Linked DNA regions of Homo sapiens: region 2 is linked to region 1. A link is a contact called in ENCODE POLR2A ChIA-PET data. All regions are on one chromosome and are shown on one strand. The core of a region is the stretch at or near the end of the contact, and the rest is flanking DNA. Distances in the headings are between cores, read along the strand shown. Region 1 overlaps SLC9A1 (solute carrier family 9 member A1). Region 2 has its middle 9.7 kb from the start of TMEM39B.

Evidence for each region. ChIA-PET counts read pairs that join two places held with the same protein, here RNA polymerase II (POLR2A).
Region 2: POLR2A ChIA-PET joins it to region 1 with 17 read pairs in activated T-cell. The contact joins two enhancer-like sites. POLR2A ChIA-PET finds 5 or more read pairs at or near these places in 2 of 52 experiments (GM10248 and activated T-cell).

What each region holds. Positions count from the first base shown.
Region 1 is chr1:27,141,935-27,147,410 of GRCh38, forward strand. The region is part of intron 1 of SLC9A1 (solute carrier family 9 member A1); the gene reads right to left. Among named protein-coding and RNA genes, the nearest start is that of SLC9A1, 10 kb to the right of the region's middle. RefSeq lists a silencer at 759-818. Within about 2 kb of position 4,162, at least 13 of the 41 ENCODE cell types and tissues checked have a DNase peak (open chromatin) inside an H3K27ac peak, as active enhancers do.
Region 2 is chr1:32,060,333-32,066,085 of GRCh38, forward strand. It overlaps a transcript of KHDRBS1 not described here. Among named protein-coding and RNA genes, the nearest start is that of TMEM39B, 9.7 kb to the right of the region's middle. RefSeq lists enhancers at 509-1,121, 2,136-2,430 and a silencer at 3,076-3,370. Within about 2 kb of position 2,444, at least 23 of the 41 ENCODE cell types and tissues checked have a DNase peak (open chromatin) inside an H3K27ac peak, as active enhancers do.

The DNA of each region.
Region 1 (5,476 bases), core at 2,912-5,411:
TTGGCTTGTGATGGACTACACGACCTGAGGGATTCAATGGGTGAAGGCAGAAGCCTCTGGGCTGTCTCAGAGGTCCCAAGACCTGTACTTGGCTCCCCTGTAAGGACCAGTGTAAGGACCAATGGTTTCTCTGCCAAGGACAGCTCCCTAATAGATACCCCAGGAGGAAGCTGCCCTTCTTTAGGCTTAAAGGGCCCACTGGAAGAACTGAGGTTTGCCAATGCTACCAATATCCAAGCCAAAAACCACAGCCCCTCCTCTCGGTCCACTGTCCAGGTCTTACTGCCTAGGGACTCCTGAGTTAGTTAACAGAGCAGGGAAGAAGACTGACTCTGCCATTAATTCACGAGTGGCCTGGGGCCAATCCTCTCTGGGCCTCAACTGGAAAAACAGAGAACTTGATCAAAACATCTCCATTTCCCTTTGGGCCTGGGGGTTACAAGCTATGATAAGGATTTTTCCATCTCTAACATTCTAGAATTAGAATATTCTATACTTTCATTCCTAGAAGCAGAGTGAGAACAGAGAACAGGGACCTTCAGTCCAGGAAACAGCAGAGGCCAGTCAGGGCTTCCTAGCTGCATCCTCAAAGCCTGTCCACCTTCAGAGGCTTTCTCTTGCGTCTGCTGCCTCAAAGGTGGTTGCTTCCCCACTAGCAGAGCCTCAGAGGTGTGCCTGGGCCCTAGCCGCTTTAGGGAAATGGGCAGGTGGCCTGAGTCACCTACTGTGTGTGAGCTGGGCTCACCATGGCAACCCAGCAGACCCAGAGGGCATAAAGAAGCCAGTACCTTCCCTGCTGCACAGTGTAGGCGGAGCATGTTGCATCTGCTTTGATTTCCAACTTAGAAAAGTTTTTCTCTACTTTAAGGACTCATTTCCCCTTCCCTTCTCTCAGGACACAGCTTACTCACTCTGGGGTCCTTCTCCTTGCCTGGAAGGTATTCTGCAGTCCCACAGGCAAACCCCACTCATCCCAGAATTAAGTACCACCTCCTCCAAGGATTCATCCCAGACCAGTTAGTCCTCTACCCTTCTTCAAGTTCCCACCACACAAAAGGCAGAAGCTCTTAACCTTCAGAATCTGTGGCTTACACACTGACAATCAACTGTGTAAAAAAAAAAAAAAAAAAAAAAAATCTGAGTCTATCATGGGCCTTCTCCCTTGATAAAATCACATATATACAACTGTCTGCAGACTATTTTGGGAGCTCCACAAACTTTATCATGGACTCAGAAACAATCTTAGAAACCTAGATCCTAGAACAACAGATCATCCAGTCCATCCTCTCACCTACACCAGAATCCCTTAGCAACCCCTCCTGAATGATGTTCCTCTTCTACCCCTGGCCCACCTCTCAAGGCCGCCTCCTTCAAGAAGCTTCCCTCATCTCTCCTCTCCTCTGATTCCCCCAAGCATCCAGCCTGAACCACACAATTTCCCACCTGTGCTTTCTCCCTTGTATGTTGTCTCACTTCCCCAGCAAGAAAGCTGACTCCCTGTGGGCTCATTTCTTCAACCTTGTAACCCTCAGCTGGACTTAGAGATGACCGTGATCTGTACTTGTACAAAGCCCTGTGCTTTGAAGCCAGGGCTCAATGACAGCACTGGCCCACTCCCAAAGGATAGAGCTGTGGAATTCCCCATCTGAGGGCCTCACAGTCTGCTTAGGCCTCAACGGAACAGAGGCTTCCCTGGAATGACCGCCTTTCCCACAGGACAGCCCCAGAGAGCCCTTCAAGATGAAATCGACAGATAGGGAAACTAAGGCCCAGGAAGGCAAACATAGCTTAGCAAAGGTCAATATGCAGGAAAGAGGCGAGCTAGGACTAAGACCCAGGTCCCCAGTTACCAGCCTAGAGCTCGTTTCCTTTATGCAATGGCTTTATGAAAACTAAATTTGCCTTGCATGCACACACACTCACATACTCAATATATACATGGAGAATTTCTAAAAAAGATGGACAAGACAGTTAACAGTGGTAACCTCTGGAATGTATGACAGTGGGGGTGGTCAGAGAAGTAATGAGGGGGACTTTTCCCTTTCACCTCAATACCCTCTGTACTGTTGGGTTTTATTTTTGTTGTTTTGTTTTTACCATTGACATGTTTTATTTATTCATATTATAAAAATAAATCTGCCATAGAAAGGAGATTCTGGCCCAGCCCACCCATTCCCAACACACATTAAAGCAAAGAGAAGCCATAAGTAAATCTGTCCAGGTACAACTATAAATTAACAAGATTGCCTTCTTGTATGGTTTAAAGCCACTGGTCTCATTAATTCACAGTCACAGTGCAGTTTACGGCTTGAGGAATCTTCCCAGGAAAAGCTTAATTCAATTAGGGCTCTCGGCAGCTCCCCAAGGAAGCTCTGGTATCTTACTTTTACTTACACAAATTGAGGGCAGACCAAACAGATCCAGATCTTCCCAGAGAGACCCCACCCGGCCCAGAGAAGATGCCCTTGCAGACCCTCCATTAGAGCCAAGCCGAGGGAGGTGGCCAAGGCAGCACCACTTAAACACTGGCTGGCGCCTAAGGCATCATTCTGTGAGTGTCGCTCCCAGCGAGCTCAGTTAAACTCCTTGGCTTGGCAGTCTGGTGCCAAGGAGCCTCTGCAACCTTTGCTCTCCCTCCTCTCTGAGCAGTCAAACTGGTTTCTTGTCTGCCCCAGGGCTTTGCAGGGATCCTATCTTTACACTGAAGTCAATCACATATTCATTCATGTATTCCTTCCCCAAATATTTATGGAGCCTTTACTCTGTGCCAGGCACAGATAAGAAAGTGAACAGGCCAGGCGTGGTGGCTCACGCCTTTAATCTCCGCACTTTGGGAGGCCAAGGTGGGTGGATCACCTGAGGTCAGGAGTTCTAGACCAGACTGGCCAGCATAGCAAAACCCCGTCTCTACTAAAAACACAAAAAATTAGCTGGGCGTGGTGATGTAAGCCTGTAATCCCAGCTACTCTGGAGGCTGAGGCAGGAGAATTGCTTGAACCTGCAGCTACTCTGGAGGCTGAGGCAGAATTGCTTGAACCTGGGAGGCAGAAGTTGCAGTGAGCTGAGATCTCGCCACTGCACTCTGGCACTCCAACCCAGGCGAAGAGCAAGACTCCATCTCAAAAAAAAAGGAAAAAGGAAAAAAAAAAAAAAAAAGAAAGTGAACAAACAAAGTCCCTGTCCTCAAGAGGCTTACATTCTTATGGAAATTGGTACTAAGTATAGCCTGCTTATCTAATTCCTTTCCATCCTTCAAGACTCAGACTAATGTTCCACCTCCTTTGAGAGGCTTTCTCTAAACACCCCAGTCCTCAGGGACTGCTTGCTCCCTCTGTACTTTGCCTCTGCCAGGAGTCCGCCCAGCCCTGGCAGGCTGGAAGCTCCTAAAGAGCAGGGCCTGGGTTTACTCTTCTTTTGTTCCTTGATGGCCATATGCTAAATGCCTGCTAGCTGATTTCAGCTGACCTGCCTCTTCCACCCAGGATCTTAGCGAGCTGCTCTTGGTCCTGGCTGGCTGATGCAAAGACACAGCCTCTTCCAGCTTCACTTGGCATACAGCAAATGCTATGCAAGTGTTAGCTATTTATTGGTTTAGTGAACTTGTGGGCTCTAACACACAGCTGTGATATCACTCCTCCGCCTTCTGTGGCCTGGTCTCAAACAGGCTCAGCACTGTGGCAAGGCCAGTCTGGGCTTAGGGGTAAGTGCTTCCCAAGGGACAGGGAAGGGGGCCTGGGAAGGAACAGAGCTTTTCATCCTGAATCTCAGTTAGAACTGCTTAAGGACATATCTTTTCAGGAAAGAATTTGCTGGGGTAATTTGGGGGGAACTCTGGATTCTTGGCAAGTAGTATAAAAACTCAGGGCTCAGGTCTGGCCTAATAGACCCCAAAATCGGCTCTGTATATTAGATGAGCTTTAGGGGGAAGAAAATGAAGTCAGCATGATCCCAGGGAAGGCGGGCAGCCCACTGATCCAGGCCCAACCCAAAACTTAGTTCAGTTAAAATTAGATTAGCCCATAAGATTAAAATACCAACATATAATCACGGGCTGCTTTAAAGTATCAGTTGATGTTTATCGGCATCTAAAGAGACAGTTTGGCCCAGTGCAGTGTGTGCAGACAACCTTGGGGAGACATGCCTGACTCAGACATTTGCAGGGGGAGCGAGTGCTGCAAAATGAGGCCCACACAGGCGATGGATGACTCAGGAATAACCCAGGTCCTGGGTGTGCTGAGCGAGCCTTCTCTCCCTGCCTCAGGAGGAAAGGGGGCAGGTGGGAGAGGCGGTGAGGAGGAAAGGAGGCTGTGTATGGGCTGGCATTCCCAGAGACAGCCTCAGGCCCCCAGCTCTAGTTCCCCGTCACTCCTGTATTTTTCTGCATGCTGCCACCTCTGAGAAAGGTTATTTGCTTCACAGTGGGACTTGGAGTGGGTCAGCTTTTTCCCCAAACCCAAGAAGTGATCCACAGAAAGCAGCCAAGGCTCAAAATACTAAAGTCTTTAAATCTCCCCCAATTCAAAATGATTATGGGAAAAATTGAATTTCTAAACTGAAAAGGCCCTTGGAATCAGGGCATGAGGATGAAAAGAACACAGGCTCTGAAGTCAGACAAATCTGGGCTTAAACCCCAATGTTTTCTAGCTGTGCAAGTACCTTTCACAACCTCTAAACTAGATATGAATAAGTGGCAGCTTAGCTGGATGTGGTGACCTGTACCTGTGGTCCCAGCTACTCAGGAGGCTGAGGTGGGGGGATTGCCTGGAGCCAGGGAGGTTGAAGCTGCAGTGAGCCGTCTTTGCGCCACTGCACTCCAGCCTGGGAGACAGAGCGAAATCCTGTCTCAAAAATAAACAAAATAAAAAATTAATAAGTGGCAGCTAATTAACAAGTATTTAACAAATATATCACCAATTACCGGACGGGTGCAGTGGCTCATGTCTGTAATCCCAGCACTTTGGGGGGCCGGGACGGGCAGATCGCCTGAGGTCAGGAGTTCAAGACCAGCCTGGCCAACATGGCGAAAACCCATCTCTACTAAAAATACAAAAATTAGGCCGGGCGCGGTGGCTCATGCCTGTAATATCAGGACTTTGGGAGGCTGAGGCGGGCAGATCACCTGAGGTCAGGAGTTCGAGACCAGCCTGGCCAATATGGTGAAACCCTGTCTCTACTAAAAACAAACAAACAAACAAACAAACAAAAAAACCAAAAAATTAGCCAGGCATGATGGTTGGTGCCTGTAATCCCAGCTACTCAGGAGGCTGAGGCAGAAGAATCACTTGAACCCGGGAGGCGGAGGTTGCAGTGAGCTGAGATCATGCCTCTGCACTCCAGCCTGTGCAAAAGAGCGAGACTCTGTCTCAAAAAAAAAAAAAAAAAAAAAAGAAAAGAAAAAAATACAAAAATTAGCTGGGGGTGGTGGCGCATGCCTGTAGTCCCAGCTACTTGGGAGGTTGAAGTAGGAGAATCACTT
Region 2 (5,753 bases), core at 1,194-3,693, 4.9 Mb after region 1:
TAGGCCCAGAATGGAGTCCTCAGGGCTGCAGGGGACTGTGGTGCTAACAATTAAACTGTTCAAGACTTTAAAGAGTTGAAGGGGACTAATGGGTATCCCTAGCATGGCCTCCTAGATGGGAATTAACTGGCAACTCCTACTGTGCCATTCCCAGTATGTGTGCTTCCCTTTAGCCTCCCATAGAATTGGCTGAAACACCCTACCACCGTTTTCTGTTTCCCCACTACCACACCTGTGTTATGGGTGTCAGCCTGTGAGTCCTTGAACCCTTCCAGAGGGCTCCCAAGGGAGGGTGATCACTGCCCTTCCATAAAAGGCTGAGGAAAGCCAAGTGAGAAGATTCAATTAATTTGGGCAAGTTATTTAACATCTGAACCTGTTTTTCTCTTCATTGTTTATTACTTACCTTGTCCAAAAAGGTCATAAAGGGTAGGGCTTTTTCTGTTCCACCTCTGTACTATATTTCTCCCCAACAAATATCTGCCCCTGAGGACCTCAATAAAGGTTTGGTCAAGTGATGAATGGTCCCACTCTGGTAGCTTCTATCAGCTTTGGGAGAGAGCCAAAGCCCCCTTGTTTAGCTCTCACTTTCCTTCCAGCTATACTAGGCCAGCTATTTGTTCTGCCATTTTCCCTTGAAGGATTGGAAAGTCAGCCTTTGATAGGCTTCTGGTTTCCTCTGGCCTATTTCTAGGTTGATTTATACTCAGCTTCCTGAGAGGCTAGGGACCTCTGATACTGTACTCTTCCCTAATGCCTTCTGGTTATTTATCCTAACAAAGGAACAAGGGGAAGGACTGAGTTTAGGGAGAGAATAGAGCCTATCTGCATTTTAACTGTGCCTGGGGCATTCTAGTGAGCTTGGATTCATCCTTAGCAGGAACAGAAGTATAATGGAAAGGGATTCCTTAAAGTCAGTTGATTTACACTGGGCAAGCTATTTAATCTCTGAGCCTGTTTCTGTCATCATTGTTGATTACTGTAAATAACAGCTAATAATTTACTGATTTCTTAGTATGTACCAGGAAAATAAGAAAAACTGAGACTCAAGGAGGATAAAAAATTTGCCTATGGTTAGAAAAAGACTTCATGGTCTATACTATCAGACTTCATGGCCTATTCTTTTGACCTGTTTGTACCTCTCACAGCCACAAGTGCTTTGAAATATTAAAGCATTATGTTTGCATGAGGGGTTCGTCTAGGATGACAGATCATCTAGGTTTACCCAAGAGAGAGTTTCTGGGATATGGGACTATCCAGTGCTAAAACTAGAAAAGTCACAGGCCAGCCTCGATGAGTTTGTCACCCTGTTGTTTACATTGGATGCTCTGAGTCCAGGGCTGACAAGGGAGGAGTTTGGGGTGGGGAATTAGGGAATCAGATGGCATCTTCATCATATATAAATGGAGGCACAGAACCTGAGTCACTGACTGAGGAGCTGGTGTTAGGTTCCTAGATCGCTATACCTTCAGTCTGCTAGGATTTCTACTCGGGAGCCACAGAATTTTATAGGAAAGCTTACAGGGCTGAAGCCAAACAGATCTGAATTCAAATCCCAGCTCATCATTTGCATATTTCCAGAGCTTGTTTTAATTTTTTTTTTTTTTTTTTTTTTTTTTTTTGCTTTAAGAAGAGCTGTAGGGCCTGTTTACTCCATCAAAGTAGGATAAGAATTGCTACCTACTGGCCAGGTGCGGTGGCTCACGCCTGTAATCCTAGCACTTTGGGAGGCCGAGGTGGGCAGATCACGAGGTCAGGAGATCGAGACCATCCTGGCTAACATGGTGAAACCGCATCTCTACTAAAAATACAAAAAATTAGCCGGGCGTGGTGGTGGGCGCCCCTAGTCCCAGCTACTCAGGAGGCCGAGGCAGGAGAATGGTGTGAACCCAGGAGGCGGAGCTTGCAGTGAGCCGAGATCGCGCCATTGCACTCCAGCCTGGACCACAGAGCAAGACTCCATCTCAAAAAAAAAAAAAAAGAATTGCTACGTACTGAATGGGATCTGAGAAGCAAATGATGTGTTTGAAATGCCTGGCATGGGGTCTAGACACAATACTGCTCAACCTTTAAGTTTCCTTCCTCCTTTTTTCCCAGGCTTGTGGGTCTTATCCAGTCCTGTCACCTGTCACAGTCTTCGTCCTCCTCCTGTTACCACTTATGGCCCTTGGGATCTTCCTTTGAGAGCCCTGACTTGTTGGGCTTGGCCCACCCACCCAGCTGCCCTGTATGTCAGTCACCTCCCCTGTAAGCTGAGAAGGGATGACATCAGCCTTTCCCTCTTCCCCCCTCCCAAGCCTCTAGGCTGTTTTGAGCCATAAATATTTTAGCTGGGCCTTTCTCTGGCTGTTGCCAAGGTGATGGGCTCTCAGGGGACTGGGGTGGGAGTGTGGAGGTAGGGCTGGCAGCCTGGGGCCTGGCAGCAGAGCTGGCCCTGGAGGAGTGGGTATGAGGCCTGGCCAAGAGCCAATGCTTGCAGCTTGACAAGCAGGCTGTTGCTCTACCTGCTTGCCTTCCCTTTCCTCAGCCCCTCAGAGCCACTCCTATTGCCTACAGGCCCACTTCTGCCCTTGGCTGCTGCTCTTCGACCTCAGGTAAATTGTTCAATGTCCCTAGGCTTTCATTTTAACATTCGTAACAAAAATCCAAGAAAGCAAAGGAGGTTTTGTAAAAATGCTGTAAGATGCCAGGCTAGTGAATCATGATTGGAGAAGCTAGGTCCCACTGCCCTTTCTGATAGACCTAAAGGCTGAGGTCTTGATGCCATGTGGATGTCACCCTAAAGACAGCTCTTAGATATGCCACTCTCTCCCCTTCCTCCTTCCCCACGATGCACCCCCTGCTCTTTAGAAATTTTCTAAAGTTCCCGGGCCAGCTAGATGACCTGGCCTGCCATGGGGTAGCCCAGGAAGGAGTTGGGCCTGGTGGCTTATGAGCAGAGTTGAGAGTCTCTTTTGCTTGAGATACAGAAATTCAGGTCCCTAAACTAGATCTGGCCCTCATCCTTACCCACCTCACCTCTTTCCTGGTGACCTTACATCTGGCTAGCTGCTAAATTCTAGGTTGTGGCAGCATGCCCCACCCCCTCTCCTTGGGATGGGTCTAAGAAGGCCCATAGAGGAGGCACTGGGATCCATTCCCTACCCTACCATTGAGAATCGCTGCAGTTGTATCCAGGATTCCACATCTTATGCCCAGCTTAATTTCTCTGTTGTACTTGGAGTTGAGATTCCTTTGTATCAGGCTCTCTCTGGTGGTTAAGATGTGCATTACAGAAAAATAAGATAAATGAGAGACTGAATTTCAGGCCACCCTGAGAGGTGGGGATAGTTTACACTAAGGAAAAGAATCTGTGTCTCCAACTCCTAATAACATCTGCTCCATTTGTCACAGGATATCTCTCCCATGTGTTTGCTTCTCTCCATTAATCCTCACAACATAGTAATTTTCCTAATTGTACAGATGAAACAGGCTTAGAGAGTTGAAATCAAGTCCAAATTCTTTACTGTGTGTAACATTCAGGATCATCAAGTGATCTGAATTGAACCTATTTTTCCAACCTCATCTTCAGTTATTCTCAAGCCAAACTAGACTCACCCTTCTGGAACATAGCCTACTTTACAGTTCTCTCTATCTTAATTACCTTAAATACATTACCTGCCAAAATCTTATCTCTTTTTAAACTAAAGAAATGTGACATTTTCTGGGTTTTCTATAGTTTACATATATTTGTAATATAAGATGTGGGAAGACAAATGTCTGGATAAGAATGGGGGTAGGGGGATTGCCTGACAGGTGGGAGGTTGTGTGGGGAGACTAATGTATACATGGAGTGAGAATGGCCCAGGAAACTGGAAGAACATGAAGACACCTGGATTCTCTGGTATTGAAAATCAGATGTAAGTATTCTTGCTGGCAAGAGAAGGTGAAAGCAAATCCCTGGTGGGCTGGGACCGGGCTGCAGGTGACATTTTTTTCAAAGCCTTCAATCTTAAATTCACATTAGTTTGTTTTGTTTGTTTGAGATGGAGTTTTGCTCTTGTTGCCCAGGCTGGAGTGCAATGGGACGATCTCGGCTCACCACAGCCTCTGCCTCCCGGGTTCAAGCGATTCTCCTGCCTCAGCCTCCTGAGTAGCTGGGATTACAGGCATGTGCCAACATGCCCGGCTAATTTTGTATTTTTGGTAGAGACGGGGTTTCTCCATGTTGGTCAGGCTGTTCTCAAACTCCCGACCTCAGGTGATCCGCCCGCCTCAGCCTCCCAAAGTGCTGGGATTACAGGTGTGAACCACCGCGCCTGGCTTGTTTTTGTTTTTGACACAGGGTCTCGCTCTGTTTCCCAGGCTGGAGTGCAGTGGCACAATCTCAGCTCACTGTAACCTCCACTTCCCGGGTTCAAGTGATTCTCATGCCTCAGCCTCCTGAGTAGCTGGGATTACAGGTGCACAACACCACACCTGCCTAATTTTTGTGTTTTTAGTAGAGGTGGGATTTTGCCATGTTGGCCAGGCTGGTCTTGAAGTCCTGGCCTCAGGTGATCTGCCCATCTTGGCCTCCCAAAGTGCTGGGATTACAGGCGTGAGCCATCATGCCCAGCCCACATTAGTTTACTTTGTACTTTACAGTATATCCATGTTTTAATAAAAATAGCTAATGCTTCAATAGCACTGAATGTATGTCAGGTTCTAGTCTAAATACTTTACATAGATTCTCAAACCCATAAGGCTTGAGGAAACTGAGACCCAAAAAGGTTAAGTAACTTGCTAATGTCATACAGCCAGTAGGTGATGGGGCTAGGAAGTCTGGCTCCAGAGAACGTGTTCTTAATGACTGCGATTTGATGTTGAAAATTCTGCCTTACAGGCCGGGCGCGGTGGCTCACGCCTGTAATCTCAGCACTTTGGGAGGCCGAGGTGGGCAGATTACAAGGTGAGGAGATCGAGACCATCCTGGCTAACGTGGTGAAACCCCGTCTCTACTAAAAAATACAAAAAATTAGCCAGGCCCGGTGGCAGGCACCTGTAGTCCCAGCTACTCGGGAGGCTGAGGCAGGAGAATGGCGTGAACCCAGGAGGCGGAGCTTGCAATGAGGCGAGATTGCGCCACTGCACTCCAGCCTGGGCGACAGAGCGAGACTCCATCTCAAAAAAAAAAAAAGAAAAAGAAAATTCTGCCTTATATTTCCATTGAATAAAACTGACATTCCAGAAAGCTGCATTGTGTTTTATCCTGTGGATTCATCACTTCTGTGTACCACCAGAGGTCTGCATAGTCTGGTCTGAAAACTGCTGATTTAAGGCCAGGCGCAGTGGCTCATGCCTGTAATCCCAGCACTTTGGAAGGTCGAGGCGGGCGGATCACCTGAGGTTCAGGAATTCGAGACCAGCCTGGCCAACATGGCGAAACCCCAACTCTACTAAAAATATGGAAATTAGGCATGGTGGTGGGCGCCTGTAATTCCAGCTACTCAGGAGACTGAGACAGGAGAATCGCCTGAACCCGGAAGGCAGAGGTTGCAGTGAGCCGAGATCGTGCCATTGCACTCCAGCCTGGGCAACAAGAGCAAAAGTCCATCTCAAAAAAAAAAAAAAATGCTGATTTATAGGACAGATTTGGGCCAGGTGTGGTGGCTCCATTTTGTAAACCCAGTGATTTGGGAAGCCCAGGCAGGAGGATCATTTGGGCCCAGGAGTTGAAGACCAGCCTGGGTAACATAGTGAGACCCTGTCTCTACAAAAAAAAAAAAAAAAAA